Regions from separate parts of the Mus musculus genome. Here region 1 is linked to region 2. Evidence: chromatin loops called from intact Hi-C (ENCODE). Cell type or tissue: gastrocnemius. All regions are shown on one strand. Each heading gives the region's core, and the rest is flanking DNA. Links, peaks and the distances in the headings are about the cores only.

The links. Hi-C counts contacts between places; a loop is a spot of excess contacts. Peaks named below come from ENCODE experiments on the same cell type or tissue, not always from the same donor. Only the 100,000 strongest peaks of a DNase experiment are listed, where the experiment ranks them.
Region 1: it touches region 2 in a loop (4-fold over the local background); 7 of 42 quality-filtered maps call a loop at or near these places.

What each region holds. Positions count from the first base shown.
Region 1 is chr2:52,321,603-52,332,571 of GRCm38, reverse strand. It overlaps Neb (nebulin), which reads left to right. Exons shown (of 157, transcript NM_010889.1): 4 at 1,722-1,763; 5 at 3,654-3,854; 6 at 5,529-5,636; 7 at 5,798-5,902; 8 at 6,771-6,875; 9 at 7,505-7,609. Among named protein-coding and RNA genes, the nearest start is that of Neb, 12 kb to the left of the region's middle. In gastrocnemius, for the core only: no CTCF peak of the experiment used is centred there; no DNase peak of the experiment used is centred there; H3K4me3 peaks cover 7,923 bases; H3K27ac peaks cover 6,046 bases.
Region 2 is chr2:52,401,754-52,412,722 of GRCm38, reverse strand. It overlaps Arl5a (ADP-ribosylation factor-like 5A), which reads left to right. Exons shown (of 6, transcript NM_182994.2): 4 at 578-661; 5 at 7,666-7,817; 6 at 10,291-10,969. The coding sequence ends at 10,339. Among named protein-coding and RNA genes, the nearest start is that of Arl5a, 18 kb to the left of the region's middle. In gastrocnemius, for the core only: a CTCF peak has its summit at 6,033 (motif pointing right); no DNase peak of the experiment used is centred there.

The DNA of each region.
Region 1 (10,969 bases), core at 2,057-10,056, 80 kb after region 2:
TTGACCTCAGTGCTAAACAGTAGTACTACTTAAAGTGGCTAAATGGCCTTTGTCCTGCGCTGAAGTCACAGGGGTAAAGAGCTCTCCTCTGTCCTGAGAGCACATGGCGCCTATTACTATATATAAAGATGCGTGCACACAAAAATTAAATTTTAAATGGAAAATAAGTACAAATGTAAGGAACATTAAGTGAGCTTTATATAGTTAATGACCACGGTGAATAGCTCAGCAGGCCTGGGGCAAGGAGAGCTTACTGAACCAAGGGCAGGAGAAAGTAGGGCGCTGAGGAGAATTTTGCTTCAGTGTCTCTGCCCCACCAGCCCCCGTCTCAAAAGCTTCCCTGACAGAAATAAAAGAACATCAGCATAAAATTCCATCCTTGTTTTTTTTTTTTTTTTTTTTTTTGGATTGAGAAAATGAGCCAAGTACTTCCTTTCCATCCCTTGGTTGAGTTCGTTGACCCACAGAAGCCATGCCTGCCGTTTGCCCAGCAGCACTGGATGAAGCTGGGGCAGGATTCCACTCTCCTTAGGCACCAGAGACAAAATGTCAGCCAGTTCCTCTCTGCATCTATTTATTCCTCATGATGTCAGAGAACAAACCTGGAGTGGGTTTCAGATCCAGGCTGCAGGCCCAGTGGCAAACTGCAGCCTCACTTTCCACAGTCCCATGAGGTGCCTTTCCCTCCCCTTTCTTCCTATGACCTACACCAACTGAACCTCAGCAACTCCCCTTTCCCCACAGATATTCTACCCCAGTTAAGCTAGTGAAGTCACCTGCTGCTTCAGCGGAGGCAAGTGCTGAGTGGGATGTAGGCTATACTGTATTGAAAAAGAGGCAGCCATCACTCCAGAAGACACTCGTAGTAATCCAGGGGAGATGGGAACAACAGATGTGAATATTAGTAGACATTTGCTCACAGTAGGTTTGTGTTTTGTTTTATAATCGGTATCGGTGAGTCCTGTAGTAGCTTCCCTTTGTATGCCCACCACACCCTGAGTCCTCTCCCAAGCAGATTCTCTTAGATATGGTGCTGGTTAGTTTTTGTCCACCTGAGAAGAGGGAACCTCAGCTGAGGAATTGCCTCTATCAGATTGGTCAGTACGCAAGCCTGTGGGGCATTTTTGATTAATGATTGCCGTGGAAGGACCTAGCCCACTGTGGACAGGGCCATTCCTGGGCAGGTGGTCCTCACTTGTAAAAGCAAGCAGTCTGGGGGGCATCAGTGAGAGCAACCAATAAGCAGTGTTGTTCTTCCATGGCTCCTGCCTCTGCTCCGGATTGAGTTCCTGCCCCGACTTCCCTGGATGGAACTGTCATGTGACGTGTAAGCCAAGTAAATCCTTTCTGTCCTAAATTGCTTTTAGTGGTGGCGTTTTCTCACGGCAACAGGAAGCAGACTGGGACAGAAATTCTAAGGGGCAAGTGTTTCTTGCCCCAGGAAAATAGCTTCCAGTGACTAAGAGGCACCTCAGACCCCTCATCTTGCTGGACGGTGTGCAACTTCTTGCTAGATCTGATGTGTGCATTTTTAGCTTTACTCAAACTTCCTAAGTGAAAATAGATCCCAGAATAGGAACAGGACGTTACCTCCTTCCTCCCTGCAGATATTCCACATCCAGTCAGCCAGGGAGCAACCTCACAGGTTCAGTGGCAGCAGGGGAGGGCTGGCTGCTGGCTGTTCTACTTGTCTCATAGACACTCTTGTGCTCTGTTTACAGTACTACACAGAGGAGACAGTTTACGAAGAGGTGCCAGGAGAGGTAAGACTCAGCACACACTTGCATGAACCGATTCTCATTAGAGAAGAGCTTCTTTCTTCCCTCAGAGACAGAAAGATGGCGAAAGGGAGTCTCTTTAGGGTGCTCACTCTCCCGTGCTCAGAAGTTGGTACTGCAGAAGATGGCCTAGTCAGCCATCAGTGGAAAGAGAGGCCCCTTTGGTATTGCTAACTTTATATGCCCCAGTACAGGGGAATGCCAGGGCCAAGAAGTGGGAGTGGGTGGGTAGGGGAGTATGATTGGGGGCGGGGGAGGATATAGGGGACCTTCAGGATAGTATGTGAAATGTAAATGAAGAAAATATCTAATAAAAAAATTAAAAAAAAAAAGGTTCCTGCTGCCAAGCCTGATGACCTGGCCTCAATCTTGGAGAGCCAAATGATAGAAGGAATAAACCAATTCCCAAAAGTTGAAAAAAATAAAAGAAAATAAAAGTCCACACTCCACATTTGATAGGCTAATTCACATGTTTTTATACTCTGCTAAGCTCAGATGGCTAGAAAGGGTTCCCTACTGCATGTGGCATGGTTTACTTGTGCGTAGATACGTTTGAATGAAGGCCATGCCAGTGACTCCCTTTTCTCCTACACTGTCACACGAGGGATGCCTAGGACTTGTGATTGGCACAGACTCACAGTTTCACTACGTAAAGTTGTAACTTGCAGGGTAAAGTCTCTGCCACCAGGGATGGTGCTCCTGAGAATTCCAAGAAAAGGCTTTTATTTTCTTGTCAACAATCCCAAGTTGGAAATCCCCCTGCCTCGTACTTTACTTTCTGCATGGAGTTGTTTCTCCTTGAGCATGGCACATACTAATCAAAGCAGCAAACTGTGACACTTATGCCAAGAGCCCGTGACCTTGGAAGTTTGATTGGTTCCTCATGCCCAGGCATGCTTGAGTAATAATAGGCAGAGTTTAACCAATTAACAGTGGGACTTGTCAGATTTACAGTCGCCTTATCAGATTTCTCTTCCTCTTGCTGGTGCTAGAATTCTGCTTTGGACTGGAGATCTTTGTCTTGAAGGACATGATCTTCCACAGGTCTTTGAAGCCTCTGTGGCTCACCGTCTTCCCCTGCGTCCCTTACTCCTAACCTTGAACTACATTCCAACTTTGAATCTTAGCGTTTCCGTCACAGCCTGCTGTAAGAAACAATGGCTTCCCAGCTACTGCTTAGCTAAGACTGTTGAGAGGATACTTGTTCATTATGTCGCCACCATTGTTCTGGTCCCCGGCAGAAATGGCGGTCTAGTTCAGATTCATGAACTAAGTCGAGAGAATAATACAAATCCTGATGTGATTCATTTTGTAAGGTTTTGGGTTTTCCCCATGATATACAGAATGATGAAATGCCTATAGGAATTGCAACTGGTCTTTCTTAGCCACTTAAACGTTAAGATCAAGAATTTAAGCTTTATTTTTAATAGCCTTTCATTTCCAGGTCTCCTTTGCTTTTTCTTGATCTAAACCACTTGAAACGATTCTTATTATTTTGTTTTATGTTGACGATGCTGGAGGTGGAACATAGGATCTTGTACATGCTAAGCAAGGGCTCTACCATTGAGCGACAGCCTCAGCCCTCACTTAAGAAGACATGATTAAGACTCTCTAATTTTTTTTAAAATACTCCCTCAAGATATTTAATGAGATCTCTGAAAATACAGGTTACAGGTGATGTCTTAGTCAATATCTAGGCTATACATGGTACGTGTCTTCATATGGATGTATGAATATAATACGCATTTTCCTGCTTTGGCTTGTTTTGTATATGGAAAAGGAGCACCGGGGATGTCAGAATGACTGAAATTAGAACATTATACACCAAGGTCACTGTGTTAGTTTTTACTTCATAGCCACGTGTTTTATTTTCAGACAATTACAGAAGTCTATGAGACCACAACGACAAGGACATCGGACTATGGCCAATCAGAAACTGCCACACCAGCGCTGGCACAGCCACAACCAGCAAAGCCGGTGGAGCGGAAGAAGGTCATCCGAAAGAAGGTGGACTCGTCCAAGTTCATGACCCCCTACATTCAACACAGTCAGAAAATGCAGGATCTTTTCAGCTCAGTAAGTTAAGCACCACCTCCTATGCAGTTGTATGACTGAGAAGTTACTGATCAGTTTTGTAGAAATGTGCCTTTTATGGGTGACTCTGGATTGTTGAGTAGCTCACCCAAGCCACTGCAACATCAGGATGAACCCTTGTTGTTACCACAAGATGACACAGGAGTTAACTATAAAACACGTGTTGCATAGCCAATCCAGAGCAACAGAAACACGAATATTTTATTTCTTTACTTATTTACTGGAAGTCTGTTCATAGAAGCTGAGTTGTACAGATAAACTGAGTACAAGAGCCTTGTAGGGTATCCAATGGCATGGATGATTATAAAATGGTTTTCAAGAAGGACTTGTGATTCAGAAAACCAAGATGAGACTGAACTCATTTGAAAGTGAGGATCAGAGCATTTAAGGGTAACCCAGGACCATGAGGTTTCTGCAGAGCTGCACAACCAGTTTGCCTACAAGATTTAAAACTACTGGTGCTCAGAGCATTCCTGCTTAATGTCTGAGGCTCAATCTGGTACAAAAGGAGTCTTCAAAGCTGCCAGGTGTCCTCACATGTACCCTGGAATGAGGATGATTGAAGAGTCAATGTTCTCTGCTTCTTACAGTCCCACCACAGTCCTGTAATGGGCAGTGCCTGCCAGGACAGAGATACACCTATTTCAGTAGATCTGATTTGTTGATTTCCATGTCAGGCTAAGATCTCTCTAGGGAGCTTGATTCTATGTGGTCTAGATGCTTGGAGAGATGTGCTGTTCAGGGGGACATCATGTTATGTGGGACCAAAACCAAGACCTAAAGTTTCCATGTGTGACTGGCCTCTAAAGATTCGATTTTGGTTGTATTAATTCCTGGAGATTATGAAGTAAATTTCTAATTTGGATCTTTGAAGGATTCTAAACAAGACCTTCTTGCTTCCTTCTCTCTACAGTGTTCAATAAAGACAAAATTATCTCATTAATTTATTGCCATATAATCTCACTAATTTGGACTTTAGGAACCTGGAATTTCTGATATTCTGAGTGGAGTGCTGGCACCCCCCCACACACACACACCCACACCACAGACTGCCAGTGGCTGATGTCTAAATAGTCAGTGTAATTTAAATTGTTGACTATTCAAGAATATTCTTTGAGGGCCTTGATAGTTATAAACGATGCATATTATTACTAAAGCAAGGATTCACTGAATAGCTAGCAGAAATAATAACTTTGCATATCATTATAAAATAGTCCATAATTTGGGCTTCCCATTAATTCAGCTGGCACCATGGCTTTGTAACCACTGCGGTTCAGCTGCAGCTTCTAAAGTCTGTCTGCGTTGTATCAGCAATTAAGTCTTTTCAGGCCCAAGTCATTTTCTTGAATAATCTATATTCAGGCTTTTGTATATGTGTGCAACCTAAAAAAAAAAATCAAGAGAATTATTTTCGAGCATATCCAAGACAATTGTCTGTAACAACACTCCAGGATCCTATCCTGTTTTGGAGGAACAATTTACAAATCTATTTTAGTTTTTGCTGAGAGGGTATGGGACAGAATGAAAGCTGTTGCAACTGATAATTGTTATTCCTTAAAGGATTTTTTTAAAAAATCAGATGAGGATGTGTGTGCTGCCTGAACTTTCTGCTGCTGTCTGGTCCCGTTCCAGGCTAATATCTAGTATTCTTTTCAGAATAAATACAAAGAGAACTATGAGAAAGCAAAGGGACAGCCATACGCCATCACAAGTGATACTCCAGAACTTCGCAGAATCAAGAAAGTCCAGGATCAACTCAGTGAGGTGGGCTTCATTCCTCAAGTAAAGGAGGTTCTCTGTGGATCTTCCTAGCTAAAATTCAGGCTTCTTTGCTTTGTGATGCAAGCATACAGTCTTTGGCTTATAAGAGCCTTAGATGTATGTCCATGCTGGTTGTGAAGTTCAGTCATGTGTTGTTTCTGCAGGTTAAGTATCGAATGGATGGAGATGTTGCTAAAACTATCTGTCATGTGGATGAAAAAGCAAAAGACATTGAACATGCTAAGAAAGTGTCGCAGCAAGTCAGCAAGGTAAGGTCATGTTGATGAGTGGCCCTGGGATAGTCAACAGCATGCGTAGGGTCCATTTCTGTGTGGATTGAGTGCCATAATCCTGCTCACAGATTATGTGAGCGGGATGTTTACATGGAATAGCAGGCTTCACAGAGGACTGAAGTGGCCTGTAGCTTGCTGGGGATGGATTGAAGATTTCTTGACTTGCCTGAAAAGGCATTTGCTACTCTGTTGGGGGAGGGGGCAGGATGCTGCAAAAGTACAGTCCTGATATCTTGTCTATTTGTTTGTTTATTTATTTATTTACTGCAAGATAAAAGCCAAGATCTTATTTGCTGTTTAAACTTTGAAATAGATTTGTAAGTTATCAGTTGTTGCCATTGAAAATCAGAAATTTTCTTTCTCTTTTTCATTATTCTTTTGTGAGTATTCCTTTTTCATTAATTAATTAATTTTAAAAATTATTCTCTCATATATTACATCCTGACTACAATCTCCTCTCTCTCCACTTCTCCCAATCCCCAGCCCAGATCCACTCCTCCATTTCCCTTTAAAACAAAATCAGGCCATCTTGTTTGTTTTTAAAGGGGTTTAGAAAGCAAAAGTTTTATGAGAAATTTCCAAGCTCAAATGTGGGCAGCTAATTAAAGGGTTCTAGACTATCATGTAAGTCAAAAGAAAGCTGTATTAATTAGCTTATCACAATCTTTGAAAGAAATTGAAAATCAGAATCAGAAGGTGTTGTTGTTGTTGTTGTTGTTTAGCAAAAATTTACTGATGCTGAGAAGGAATACTAGGATGTTAGCATGGTCAACACTTTCCTAGTTGTGTGCAGCCAACTTCACTGCTCTGTCAAGCCATCGTTGTCCATCTGTTCTCTCTCTAGGTTTTATACAAGCAGAACTGGGAAGACACCAAGGATAAGTACCTGCTTCCCCCTGATGCCCCTGAACTTGTCCAAGCCGTCAAGAACACAGCCATGTTCAGTAAGGTGAGGAGGGCTAGCTCTGTCTAATGTCCCATTGCACACTTCAAGCCATAGCTGCTGAACTTTTGACAACTTGGAGCACAGCTTCTCTGTGTTTCTGCAAGTAGCCTCAGGGCTTGTGTGGGACTATGGCTTGACCAGGAGGACCCTCAGACCCTGTTGAGGATCATGCTTGGGCAGGGTGGCTGAAAGTCCCTGGAGAACCTGAACAACGTGTGGGTGGGAACATAACATGGAGAGAATCAAGACGCACCAGGGAACTGATTAGGGAGTTGACCAAGCAGTGGTTGGTTTGTTTCTTTGTTTGTTTAGATTGTCAGTTTTTCTTTGGATATCCCTGGCTGTCACCCTAATTAGCAGTTTGTTTTATGATAGAACTTCCCTGTTCCTTAGGCAGGAGGCAGGTAAAGTCATAGATAGTAGACAGCATCTAAAAGTACGACTTTTTAGAGGTAGGACAAGCTACTAACAAAAATAAATAACGTGGACCAATGGAGGAGGGAGGTTGTCTGTGACTTTTCCTGACCTCGGCTCTCACCTTGCTCTTGGTGCCTCATGTCATCGATGCAGTTCAAATGGTATATTTCATGTATTGCTTGTTTTCTCACCACTTCTTGCTCTTCTCTGATTAGAAACTGTACACTGAAGACTGGGAAGCAGACAAGGCATTGTTTTATCCCTATAATGACAGTCCGGAGCTGAGAAGGGTAGCCCAGGCCCAGAAAGCACTGAGTGATGTAAGTGAAATACACTGGGTACCATCTGAATGTGGGGTCGGGAAAGCCTGGGCCACGTCTTTCAGTCCTTAGGAAAGATCCAAAGTCATTATTACAGAGGACTATATCTACAGTCAAAATATATTATGTGTATTTATCTCAGCAATAATTTATACTTTATATTAGATATAATTTAACCCAACCCCTTCTTCCTTCATGTGAGGAACCTAAGCTCATACCAGTAGTGGCAGAGTCTAGACTTAGACCCCAAGACTAATAATGTTCTTCCCACCAAACCATATATCATTTTCTCCCTTGGCTCGGCCAAAGCTATTCTGTGGTGATTGAGGAGTGGCATTTTTTAAAAACAGCCATTGGAGTCACATCCCTCCCTTTGAAAATGTACTAAGGGAACATGGTCACTTCAGAGCATTTATCTCTGTCCTACCATCCGCCATCGCCTGAATGGGATGTTTCTCTCTACTGCCTGGGGATGCTTGAAACCTGCTTGCACAGTTTATCCCACTGAGAGAGAGAGCCTGGAAATGCTTTGTGTAGGGGCTATTTTCAGAGTTAGTAAAAAAAAAAAAAATCAGCAGGCCACTTGCCAGGATTTTATGTCCTAGGTCTTGAAAACAGTGTACTAGAGGAACTTTAAAAGACCTTAAAATCTTCAGCCCTGGAACCAACCATGGCAGAGTCCCATACCCTTGTTTTGAGGTTTTTGCTTTGTTTTGTTTTCCTTCTTGGGTTTACTGGAAGTCTTCTAGACTTACAAAAGATCCAGGCTTTGGCAGAGAACTATCTTATGAAATGGCCTGTTACCTGGTATTCAGTTGTCATCCAGAGGAACTCAATGTAGACTTAACAAAGCAGTGAGACTTACACAAGATTTACTTCCAGTTAATGCTAGGATCCCGGATGAATCAACATCGCCATTTTATGATGTCTTTAACTCCGAGGTCTAATGTTTGCTGCCTTTCTTTGCTTTGACCTGCAAATTTTAATGGATTTGTTTTGACCCAACTTTTGATTAAAATTCAACTCATATCAATGTATACTTCCATAGGGCAGGTTAGGAAAGAGATCAAAATGGAACTTTGAAGCCACCTAACACACTGTACCCATTTTAAAATATATGCACTTCCTGCTTCTCTTTTAGGATAAAAATTTTGGGTTTGTATCTCACAAATTCACAATTTTGTGATGAGGTCATATTCTGGCTGATGAAAAACTTATAATGGTATCTATGGTTTTTAATTCAAGTGAGTGAATGGATTGTATAGCAAAAAAAAAAAAAAAAAAAAAAAAAAAAAAAAAAAAAAAAGAAAGGTAAATGAACAAATAGCCAATAGCAAGTGGATAGCAGAACATCAACTTGGGTGCTTACAACACAGAGCAGGAATGACTGGGGAAACCTGAAGCAATTATGCTGGGTTCCCAATGGAGAGTGACAGGCAGAACGTCTTCTCTCTGAATGAGCTCCTGGCTCCCTGTCCCCACTGCAGGCATTTCATACCGTGCCGTAGGTAACAGTAACAGTGGTTGGAAATGGATTACCGTCTGCCTGTTCAGAAGGAAGCTGTTTGATGTCCTGTTTTCTTGTCACAGTGTCAAGGGCTAGCCTGTCCCTGGACAAGGAATCTCAGAGGACATGAGATAAATGCTCTTAAGTCCAAGCCAAGCCTTGTTCATAATACAGGTCCTTATCAAGTAATAAATAGCTATGTATTGAAAGTTTATTGTATATGAATTTATAGCAGAACAAGAAAGTTCATCCTTTTCCTTTAAAATATCATACTGGCAGGATAAAAGTATTATATGTCAAATAAAAATAAAAAGACCAGAAATGTCTGCTCGTTGCTATGAGAAAGGTCACACAGAAGAAATGATGGAAATCTGGGTGATGATGAAGAAAGACATTTCAGGCTCAGGAACCACTTAATCAACGGGAAAGGGCCACATGAGTCTCGGATGTTAGAGAACGATAAAAGTGGGTGCCTCATTTGTAGGGTTCTTATTAAATTGCTAGAGCAGGACCTTAGGAATCAAACTGGTGTACAAGTCTGGGCAATAAGTCAACATGAGGTGCAAGTGACGACAAGAGGCCAATGAAAGAAGAGTCTGAAGAAACTCGTGATAGACCAAAAGAAAACTCAAACTTGTGACTATTCATAGAACTCTAATTTGGCAGTGCAGATGTAGCAAAGGGAAAGAAAGGAACCATAAGATAATAAATATTAAGTGTTAATGACAGTAGATATTGGAGACAAAGGAGAGAACGAAGCCATGGGAAAGTTATTACCACATAACACATGTACTTAGACATATGTATTATGGAGAAAGAAACAGACATAAAACGACAGGGAAAGTGTTTGGATCGAGGCATTCTATGGATAAAGTAGATGTTGAGGCTATGAAATCCTCATAGACATGAGATCAGGATAAGAACTTAATGTTTAAAAGTCATCAGGGTAAATGTGATAGCTGAAGACAAGAACCTTAGGAGGGAAGCAGCAAAATAAGTCAAGGACAGAGTCCTGGAGAACACTCAACTGCAGGACACCTAGAAAGGAGCCAGCACAAGACGAGGGGACAGAGAGGCTGAAGGGGAGTCTGAAAATGCCATGTCATGTAGGCACAGGGAGAGTTGTCCAAGAAGACCCGGTCTGCACACCTCTCTTTTCCACAAAACAATGACTAAGAAATGTTTCCATACCACTTAAAGTTGGCTGTGCCTTTGAGATATCGCAAAAATGAAAACAAAAAAGAACTTACAAGAATGAACTAAAAATGTCCACTCTGACTCTGCAGTTAGGAGACAGCTTTATTTTTATTGCTGACCAAGTATGCACCAAGTATCATATTACTAGTATGGCTATTAATACTATTGTTAGCAACATGAGCTTTACAGTCTCTAGCTCAGAGCTGTTGTCTACAGAACATATTCCCATGTGGGCACGTAGCCTTCAAGCCGGGGCCTTATATTAGTCACTCTTGTTCTCTCTCTACCTTATTTATGCATCTTATTAAATACTACTTACCATGTTTGGATTAAGAATGTCTTTAAACTGATCTGGAGCACAGAATTCTAACCAGCCAGAACTCTGAGCATTGTTTCTGAAAAAAAGAGATTTGGTGATCTGATTTCTCAGGAACTTTTTTTTTTAAAGATTTATTTATTATATGTAAGTACACTGTAGCTGTCTTAGGACACCCCAGAAGAGGGCATCAGATTTCTTACGGATGGTTGTGAGCCACCATGTGGTTGCTGGGATTTGAACTCGGTGAACTTGGGATCTTCGGAAGTGTTCTTAATCACTGAGCCATCTCACCAGCCCTCTGAGGAACTTTTTGACGAGTTGTCACACTTGATAAGCA
Region 2 (10,969 bases), core at 1,909-9,908:
TCATCATTTGTTGTTACAGAACTGTGCTTGCACATAGCAGATGCTCTGGGCAAAAGGAAGCACCTGTTTTTACATGTTTTTATGTTTTATATGCCAGTTGATACCCTCAATTTGTTAATTTCCTTATCTGTCACATTATTCTAATACATATACCTTTCTGGGTTTCATATTAGTAGTAATTGTTTGGAAGCAACTTAAACTTAGAATTTTAAGTGTTTGGGGTTTTTTTCGTTTTGTTGGTTTTTGTTTGAAATTGTTATGGTGTAAATACAGGGATTTAGTATTAATTCAGTAGTTTTGAAAAGAAGAAAATGTTCTATTTTGGTTAGAGTTTTAGCATAATACTCTTTTCTTTTGTTTTTTCTTAAAAATTAGTAAATGTATTTGAATTAGAAATGAGTCAGGTCCTTAAGCTTTATAGAAAGTATGATAAGCATTTCTGGTTCCCAATATACAGTAGATTTTATGTCTTAATAATAGTGTCATATAATTAAATACATAAGTAACTTATGAATTTTCAGATACTAAATTCTGTAAGTCACTAATGAATTTTTTTTTTTTTTGGTAATTATTTTAGTTTGTAATAGTTGTTGTGGACAGCACAGACAGAGAAAGAATTTCGGTAACTAGAGAAGAGCTCTACAAGATGCTAGCCCACGAGGTAAGTCTGAGATGGGCATCTTATCACCTCTTAGAGTTTCTCACAAGGAGTAGTATTTCAATGTAAAAAATTATCTGTTGGTGATACCTGCTTGTGATTCATATTTTGGGATTTTCATGTTTCCCAAAGTTGAAGTGTGTCTGGAAACAGGAGAAAGATTGTACAGATAATCATAGACTAGTATTTAGCTTTAAAATCTATTTAGAGATTTCATTGGGCAAAAGAATTTCTGCCAGGTAGCTCTCTTTTTACATTTTGGGCAGATAATTCATACAGAGGATTATCATTTGACAGGCACATCATAAGTACCTGTGCATATAATAGTTCTTGAGTGTTTTTGTCATCAGACTAATATTTAAACCTACTTGCTCATAGGGGTTTTTTTTCCATCATTTTTTAAAATCCCTTTTACCAAATGAAATTATATGACTGGCTTATAATTAATTATAAGTCCTTCAAAATACTACTAGTCACAGTATTCAAAATTTAAATAAGTGTGTATATGCATACTGGTAGAGTGTTTGCTTGGCTGGACTCAAACTCACAGAGATCCATTTGCCTCTGCCTCCAAGTACCTGCATTATGGACCACCACACACAGCTAGAGGCTTTGGTCTTTACAGTACATTCCCTGTGGCAAAAGAAATTTCCCCCAAAGCTTATTGAGGATGACAGAAAACTGTAATCTAGGAATATGAGAAGCATTTAAAAGGCAAGCAATTTGACAAGCATATTGCATTCATTTAAGAAAACTGTAGCATTGGCCTCCTTTCTGAGGCTTGTGGCCGCCTTTGCCATCGGCGCTTTTGTCTGGTTTATAGCACTAGTGAGTTATGTCCTATAGACTAGTCCTTAAATTCAGTTGTAAAAACCAGGCTGTACCCATAAAAGTCATGCCACTGTTGTACCAGTAGTCACACTTTTTTTTTCTTTTCTTTTTTTTTTTTGCATGATAGAACTGTAGTCCATAGGATCCATAGATTGCTGATGACAGTTCTTCCCCTAATAGCCCACAAGGTACCTTCTATGAAAACCATCCACTAGGAAGGGATTAGCAATGCCTGATACTCCATAGCCTGTAGCCAAAGCATGCATTGTCTTCAGCAGTATGGACTCTACCAGTTGTGGCATGCAACAAAGAGCAGTGGCATACCTTTATAGTTTGTGACCTTCAGGCTCTCCCTAGCTGACAAGTCATTGAGAGGTTGCTTACCTCTAATAGTGGCATTTTTGCCAACAACTTAGAAGTGCCTACCCAACTCACATAGTGTCCTGGTTTCTTTTCCTGTTCGTGTAATAAAATTACTCTGACAAAAGCAACTTAAGACAGAATAGATTTGTTTCAGCATATAATTCCAGAAGGATATAGTCAGTCATGGTGAGAAAAACACAGCAGCAGGCAGGAACAGGAGGCTGGCTGATCACATGGCACCCAGATTTAAGAAGTAGAGAACATCAGTGGGAATTGAGCTTTGTCATATAGTTTAAAGACCTAAGGGATACTAAAAAAGAAACATTAACAGATGCAGTACAGCACAAAAGATCTCACCATACCTGCCAGTTTTGTTGTTATAACAGCAGTGTTGTGAACAGCATATCTGAATGGGAAACATTTGTTCCATAACATTTACCATGAGCTATCCTACGTTCTTGCCCTGTGTTATTGTGCTACTTCAAGGCTCCTCCGTATTTCTTTTAATACCAACTGTCTTAACTAGACTGGCCTGCACTGCTCAACTTGACTCATGCCCAGTTTGGGAGCAGAGCCATACTTGCCTGCTATGTCTAGCACTGGAGTCAGCTTCTTGGTTCTGACATATTCTAGGCCATTGTTGTGCCTTTGCTTTTATATCAGCCAAATGAAAAGATCCCAGGCTGGGCAGTCTCCACTCCCAGTATGCTTTTTCATATATACACTGGAGCTATCTATAATTGACTATCCCACGGCAAGCTTATCACTTGGTCCTTTTATCATTTAAGTCTTCTATAATCTGCTGGGCTTTTTTTGTTTGTTTGTTTTTGTTTGTTTGTTTGTTTGTTTTTTCCTTCTAGAAGCTTAATAGCACAACATTTGGCTTCTGTTGTTTTTCTGGGAATTCGAGCCCTACAGAAATATTACCACATTTGTCTTAAAGTAGCCTAGAGACCAGCTTTGGCCTTCTCTCATTCCCTCTTGACTTATTTACCATTTTACAAACCTAGTCTACATGCCAATCTCCTTCATTTATATTCACTGAAACCTCTCTAACCTCAAAGATCATGTCCCACCATAGGGCTTAGCAACAGTAGGGTACCAACTATTGTACCAAAGTTTGCACAATGAATTTATTGACTTACTTACAGGAGTATGGGTAAGGGATTACACAGCTGACATGAAGGCAATTGACCCCAAAGCCCATACTATGCTGATTGACTTCCTCATGAAAACAGCATTCTTGCTAAGCTGTTTGCAACTTTCAAACTGTTCTGATGATCCAGAGTCTCTTCTCCCCAGTAGCCCTTAACTGTCATATAACTTTGGAGAGGAAGCTTTGTTGTGCCTTGTAAGTTTCAGGAGCTTCCTGTGACTTGGGAGTTGTTGTTGTTGTTGTTGTTGTTGTTGTTGTTTTCTTGAAACTTAAGGTCTCCTTCCAGGATACAGTATTCACTTGGAAGGAAATTGCCACTCAATAGATATATAGAGTATACTTCTTATTTCAGTAGAATTTGGTAAAGCCTAAGAAAACTGGGATACTTATCATAAAGTTGTATGTTACTATTGATTCAGTGATTTCTTTTAGGTATTGCTTTACAGATTTTATTGTTTCAGATAAACTATTAAAAGGTTAGGGAACCTAATAAAAAGTGGGGTTTGTAAATTAAGTGTACATTTTTCTTTTAGTGATTGTGATTTGAATGGCCCCACTCCACCCCAGGCTTATAGGGAGTGACACCATTAGATGGTGTGGCCTTGCTGGAGAAAGTGTCTCACTGGGGATAGGCTTTGGTTTTAAATACTAATGCCAGGCCCAGTATTACTTTCTCTTCCTGCTGCCTGAGGATCCAAATGTAATTAAGCTAATTCTCTAGCACCATATATATGTTAACTTTAGCAGGAAACCTCACTGTTTGATTGCTCACTAATAATTGGCAGCTCAGTGTTTGAAGTTACTTTCTGCTTGGGGACCCTAAACTGGCTGCTTCCCATTCCTTTATCTGTTACACCAAGACCTAGAAAGTTTATGTGACTAACCACTTTTTAAAGAGACAGGAGTTGCATATAACCTTTTATTATATGTACAAGCATTGTACTTATACTCATTGCCAGGAGAAGATAAAAAGGAGAAAAATAAAGTACAAGGCTGGCTGGAAAGTGAAAGGAAACCAAGAAGAGAGCTGAAAAAAAGCCTTAATGATGGTTCTGGGACCCACAGCAAGCTGCCTGGTTGGTTGGAGCAGAGTCGGCAAGCAGGGAGAGCACTGGAGAGAGGCACTGAGTGAAAAATGCAGTTAGGCACAGGTGCTTCAGAGCTACCATAAAGCAATACACAGCACAGGGTTTCTCTGTGTATCCCAGGCTGGCCTTGACCTCAGAGAACAAACTACCTCTGCCTTGGAGATCTTCTTCCTGTACCTCCCAAGTGCTGCCTACCACAACTGCCTGGAAGCAGCACGGTCTTAATCAACCAGCATTGATAATTACTCTTTAGTGTGTTCCAAACATGAAACTACAATTTTTAAAAAACCCTTCTCAAGACTTCATCTTAAAAGAAATATTAAACTTTGAATATACTTAACTTTAAAATGGTTTCAGACATCAAAATCAAAAATTTTCTTCAGAATGACTCAAGTTGTAGAAGTTGTCTTCACAAGTGAAGCTTTATGAACGAAGAGACAGTATTGGCTTACGGCAGATAAGCAGATGTCTACGTTTGCTGCTGTTTGCCTGACTACACTGACAGATACATCAGACACTTTTCTTTCTCTGTGCTAGCCATTGGACACAGGACATCCCACATTCCTGTCAAGCACTCTGCCGATGAGCTATCTCCCCAGCTTTAAAAATCGTGTGTATTTTTGCTGGGGTTTCATTAAGCGGCTCAGACTGGCCATATAGGTGTAGTCAGCGTGTTTCAGCTTCCCAGGCAGTTGTGAGATTATGGGCCTGTACTACCAGACCTGGATATTTTACATTTTTTATATGTGTAATTTGTATAGTAGAGAACATTTAAATTAGCTTGTGAACCAAAGGTTACCATTGTTTACATTAAATTTTCATAGCTTACAAATTTAATTTAATAAATAGCCTTTAATCCAATATGCTTTCTGTTACTGTCATAATATTGTGTTTGGTCTTGAGGTTATATAATAACAAGCAGATTCTCTATTCAGGTAAAATACCATTTTAGGGTTGCTGTTTGTTGTTGTTGTTGCTATTATTATTTTCAATAATTAAGAACTTCATTAATGCCAGTCTGAGATCTATGAGATTTTTACAAAGAACCCCAAAGAAAGTGTGGGTTTTGAGACCTAGAAAAAAAAATTACAGTTTTAGTTTAAAGACCCTTTCTATTTATTTATTTTTATTGTTGTGTTTGGTGTGGTCTGCCTGTGTGTTCACGTGCTATGGAGGCCCATCGTTGATGTTGGGTGTCTTCATAGATTCACCTCTACCATATATGGAGGCAGTCACTAGCTGAACTTGGAGCTCTGTTTTGGCATGCCTGGCTTTGCAACTTTCTCTCGGGAGTCCTCATCTCCACCTCCTGCACACACTACGATTAGAGGCAAGCCACATGTCCATTGCTTTTACTGAGTTCTGGAGTTCGGAATTCTGATATTCATGCATGCTAACACAGCAGATGCTTGACCTTCAGAGCCATCTCTCTAATATGAGACTGTTAGCAACAGTTGATTTTTATAGTCCCAGTTTAGGGGCTTTTCTGTATTTTATTACTACAAATGATAGGTTTAAATTATTTACAAATGGTACAGTGTATATTCCTAACTTAAGCCAAATACTTACATCAGAATTTTGTATTTTGAATGTGCCATCATTAGCAAATCTGACTTGTATAAAAGAGTTCAACCTATTCTACTAGAGATATTGAAACCTCTAGATGTTAAGATAGAAATTAAATCCCATGGAAAGTCTATCCACTTACTAACTCAGCCACATACCACCTTTCAATAATAGTCCATTTTCATTTAAGACAACACAATCTTAAATAATTCCTGTGTTTGTTCAATTCATGATCTAGCTCTTCAATTTTCATTTAAGTTTTAGATTTTTTTTTTTCAGGCCAAACTATGTCTGAAACTAATTGATTATGAAGTCTTAAAACTGTTACCCATCTACCTGTGTTCTTGTCTATTCTTACATGATCCTGCAGAGGGCACTCTAAGTCATTCTTGATTGTGCGTAAAACACTGCAAAACACTAACCAAATGGAAGCTTATATTCTTAACCAGAAAGAATCAAGGCCCTGATGTATAAGAGTAATCTATGTGGAACAGCATCATTTTGTGTCCACTGCATATAGTGTCTTTAAGCACATTAACAAAGTATTAATGCTGAAATGGTCCTTTAAAATGGGTATAGGCCTATAATCCCAGCACAGGAAACAGAGGCAGAGGGATCTCTAAGTCTGATGCCAGTGTAGTTTGTGTAGCAAGTTGTAGGACACCCAAAGCTAAATTGTTAGACCCTGTCTCAAAAAACTAACTAGTTCTAGAAGAAGAAACAAAGCATTCAGCATCTCTGTGTAGTTACATTTTTCCAGGGTCTCTCTGGGTAAGGACAGAATTTTATGGGAGTTTTAATTCATGAATTCAGTTTCATTCTTTGTGGCTCCTTGGCCCAGTATGTGACTGTATCATGCAGGAGTGTACATACACACATATGTACACACACAGAGTGTTTCCAAACTGAGAATTTAGCCCAATGTGGGATGTCATAGATTCATTTCTTTCTTGTGTGTTGAGAGGATACCAACTGCACATATAGTTGGAAACTTGCAGTATGGTCATTTTCTGAAGAATTTCATTCTCTTATGAAATCCTGGTTATGAATGGTTTGCTTAGGAGATTGGAGGAAAAGGGATAATGCATACAGAAAAACCACTGGCAAAATGTTGAGATAAGACTGTCCCAAATTGTCCAGAGAGTAGATAGCCCTCTAACTGGAGTATTGTAAGCTGTGAGTGATAGTGTACACTTGACATTCGAGCACTCCAGAGTTCAAGTTCAGCCTGTGCTGCGTAGCGTGACCTCAAAAACCATCGACGACTTATATGTCTTCCAGCACACAGTAGCTAATAGTACTCAAGCTGAAATGTGATGTGGAAGCGTAACTGAGGTCACGGTTTTGGTACAGTAGTCAAGGATGGCTCAGTAGCTATTGAAGTTTTTGCTCTTTGTGCTTTAATTGGTATAGTAGATAATTTTACTTGAAAATATGATGAGGTATAAGCTCTTAGAACCATAAAGCATATCATTTAAGACTAAACAGTTGGTGCTGAGGGTCTTGCAGATAGCTCAGCTGACAAAGTGTTTTCTGCTCAAGCATGTAAATGAGGCTGATCCCAGCACACACCCATGTACAAAAGCGCACAGAGCATACACCTGTCATTCAGTGCCGGGCAGGGGGGCAGGGTTCCTGGGCGCAGTGGGCAGCCACATCAGAGAAATCAGTGGGCTCCGTGGTCAGGGAGAGATTCAGTGCTGACCTCCTGCCTCCACACATATCTGTACATGCAGTGCATAGACTACAACCCCTCACGCACTTACACAACTGAGAAGAATGTAAGCCCATACAAGGATTTATTTAAAATATAGTCAGTGTTTATTTCTGTCAGTCTGTGAAACTCGAGATGATGTAGACTGTTTACATTGTACTACCTGTGAAAATAAAACAATTTTAATTAAAAGATAGTCTAGTTTATTAAAATTACAAAAAATAGCTAGCCAAGTTGAAAAATCTGTGGGGACGTGTACTAACCTTCAAAGTTTTATTTGTTTTTACAGGACCTAAGAAAAGCTGGGTTGCTGATTTTTGCTAATAAACAAGATGTTAAAGAATGCATGACAGTAGCAGAAATCTCCCAGTTTTTGAAGCTTACTTCTATAAAAGACCACCAGTGGCATATTCAAGCATGTTGCGCTCTTACTGGCGAGGGGTAAGATGTTGTCTCATTAGTACCATACAGTTGCTGTAGAAGCTTAGAGAAATGAGAGTATAACAGATCTGGAAAGGCCAGATAATACTTGTTACCTTTTGAAAAATATTCTATGTGTATACGTATGTTATCTGAGTAAATGTCTAGCCACATACATGCTGTGCCCACAGAGGCCAATCCAGGAGGCTCTAGCTCTGCTAAGACTGGAGTTACAGGCAATTCTGAGCCACCATTTTGGTGCTGGGAGTTGAATCTAGGTCCTCTGCAAGAACAGCAAGTGCTATTAGCTACTGACTTAGGAACTAAACAAAGCTTGTCAAGATGTCCTCCCTAGCGTCCTTTCCATGCCGTGTCTGTCTTAGTCCTCACAGCAGCTCCACAGACTAGTCCACACTTTACGCACAGCAAAGCTAAAATAAAAGGATTTATGTGTAAAACTAGCAGATAGCCAACAGTGTTGTCAAATGGAAATTATGCTGTCCAAAAATAAATAGCGAAGAATAGTGTGCCTACTTCTGTGCTCCGGACAATGGGTTGAATCCCCATCCCTCCCCATGGGGATTAGAAGTAAAAGTGGACCATGCATGACATGAGAGTCCTTGCTTCTGCAGTCAAGGGTAAGACAGTATGATGTCACTAGGTCTTTTGCCCAGAGCTGAAAGTAGTTAAGAAAGAAGTAGAGGCGAACTTAGTCAAATGGCTGGTCAAGGGCCACAAAGATGGAAAAAGTACTGTTAAATGTAACAGTGAATGAGTGAGCTCAGTTTGTGTATTGGGAAAGTGCACAGAAGTCAGTGGTAGTTAAAGAAGAAATATATTTTAGGATAGCAGCTATAAAGTCCTTTTTAACAATTACTTACATTATGTGTTTATGCCTGAATGTGTGTATGTGTGCCATGTTCATGCAGGAATCCACAGAGATCAGAAGAGGATGTTGGACACCAGCACACAAACACACACACACACATACACACATACACACACACACACACACACACATACACACACACACCAGAACTTGAGTTACAGTATAGGCAGTTGTAAGCTATTGTGTGGATACTGGGAACCAAACCTGGGTCCTCAAAAGATTAGTGAAAGTTCTTAACTTCTGAGCCATCTCTTCAGCCCAGCTATAAACTCTTGATTTCAGCAGGAAAAGAAAGATGAAATAGAGGAAGTTGGAAATAGGGTGTAAAGCTCAAAGGAAGAGTAATTTTTTTTTCTACTTTTCAGAGGTATGACTATCTATTCAGAAGCAGTGGAAAGAAACTTGAGAGTCTTGAGTTCAGGGCGGAAGTTCTTGATATTTTCATCAGTGTGGGAAAGAGAACCAAAGGATGAATTAGGTTCTGTGACAGAAATGTTCTCCCTTTGAAAACCAAGTCTAAGTGACTATGAACCATTCGCATCAAATCCCTGAACTAGACCAAAACTTTGGTTTTCCTTTGGCAAGCACTGTGATTCATGGGTTGAAGACTGTGGCTGTGATGTCAAGAGGCCTCTCTTGACCCCTCTCCTGCTGTTTGCTGAACTTGCTAGGCCTGGATTTCTTGTGTATATGGGAAGGGTTGTGACCTGACTATTGCAAAGATAAGAATAATTGCTTAGTGCAGTTTGTGGTTTATTAGTGGTCGACTTCTGTACATTTAACAGTTGGAAGTCATTTTTTTTTTTTTTGCGTTGTTTTCTGCATTCCTTTTTTGCTTCTGTGGGCACCTGCACACATGTGTTCATATAGACACACATACTCGTAAATAATAAAAAAGTGAACTTTAAACAGTCACTGTGGCAGGCTTTTATATCTACATGTTCATCATAGACAGTAATATTCAGAAGGGCTTGGGGCTTATTGTAACATCACTGATAACTGTTTCTCTCTTGTTAGGCATTTGGTTTCTCTTGTTCCAAGGATAATCCTTTTCTATATTTCAAATTAGTTCAGTACTTGCTAGCTAATAGAAAGTAATAATAATAATATATACTGCCTTAAATATTTTTAATACAGTTGTAATATATGTATACTTTGTGTTAAGAACTCTAATATGTTTAGATTATTAATATAGTAGGTATATTATAATATCCCATTATTTTTACTTCATGTCATGTGCATTTTTATGTCAAAGGTAATTTTTGAAAGGGAAGGTAAATATATGTGAATGTTCTAAAATATGTTGGGTTTTGCTGATTCTAGACATTCAGGTTTCACTTTTTCCTGTTAAAGATGCTGTGATGAATAGCCATACAAAAACTTGCTTTCTCTGGGCATTAGTCATGTGAGTGCCCTGCGTGTGTTAGGCACTGATCTAAGCTTTAAGGTAAAACTGAACCAAAAGCCTTTGGCTCTCCGGTGCCTGCAGGGATCTCTCCTTCTCTCCTATTTTATCCTTTGGGTTATTGAAGACTGTGCCTACAGTGGATAGTCTGTGACTTTTTAGTCCCTAATAGAATCACATGATTTCTGTCGTCTTCTTAGGTTATGCCAAGGACTTGAATGGATGATGTCACGGCTGAAGATCAGATGATCTCTTCTGACCCCTCCTCACAGACTCTGTATAAAGAAAGTGCTGGACTTTTCCTGAAAGCTGCAAAAAAATGGTTTAGATATATTTATAATAAACTGACTTAAGAGTTTTCTATAAGAAGAAAATTAAGACCACTTATTTGAAAACAAAGATGAAATGTCACCACCCGTTTGCGCTCTCATTCCTTCCAAGCCTGTGACTGGTATTTTCTCATGATGAATCCTCTCAGGACATGGCAGAGCTTGGCGAGTACAAAGGGAGAGGAAGACATTTGAACTTTAGAACTTTGTTTCAGCGTGACTCTCCCACCCTGCCCCAAGTTGAATGTTCCCTTCACATTGAATCAAATACAAATCAGCACAGATACTGTTTCCAGTTTTTAAAAATGTAATATTATGGAAAGTATTTTGCTTCAAGTTGAATATGTATTGTGTATATACCTCAAGTTCAGGTTAATGGCTTTGATTTGTGCTCTAAAGCAAAGCAAATAACACAGGTTAATGGTAACTTGTTGTTCTCCTGATCTAACTGAGTACCACCTTTGGTGTTAAGTGTCATTGTTTAGTTTACCCTCTGTTCTCTATGTTGTCCTAACAAGCCAACCCCAACCAACAATTGTTAAGCTGCTCC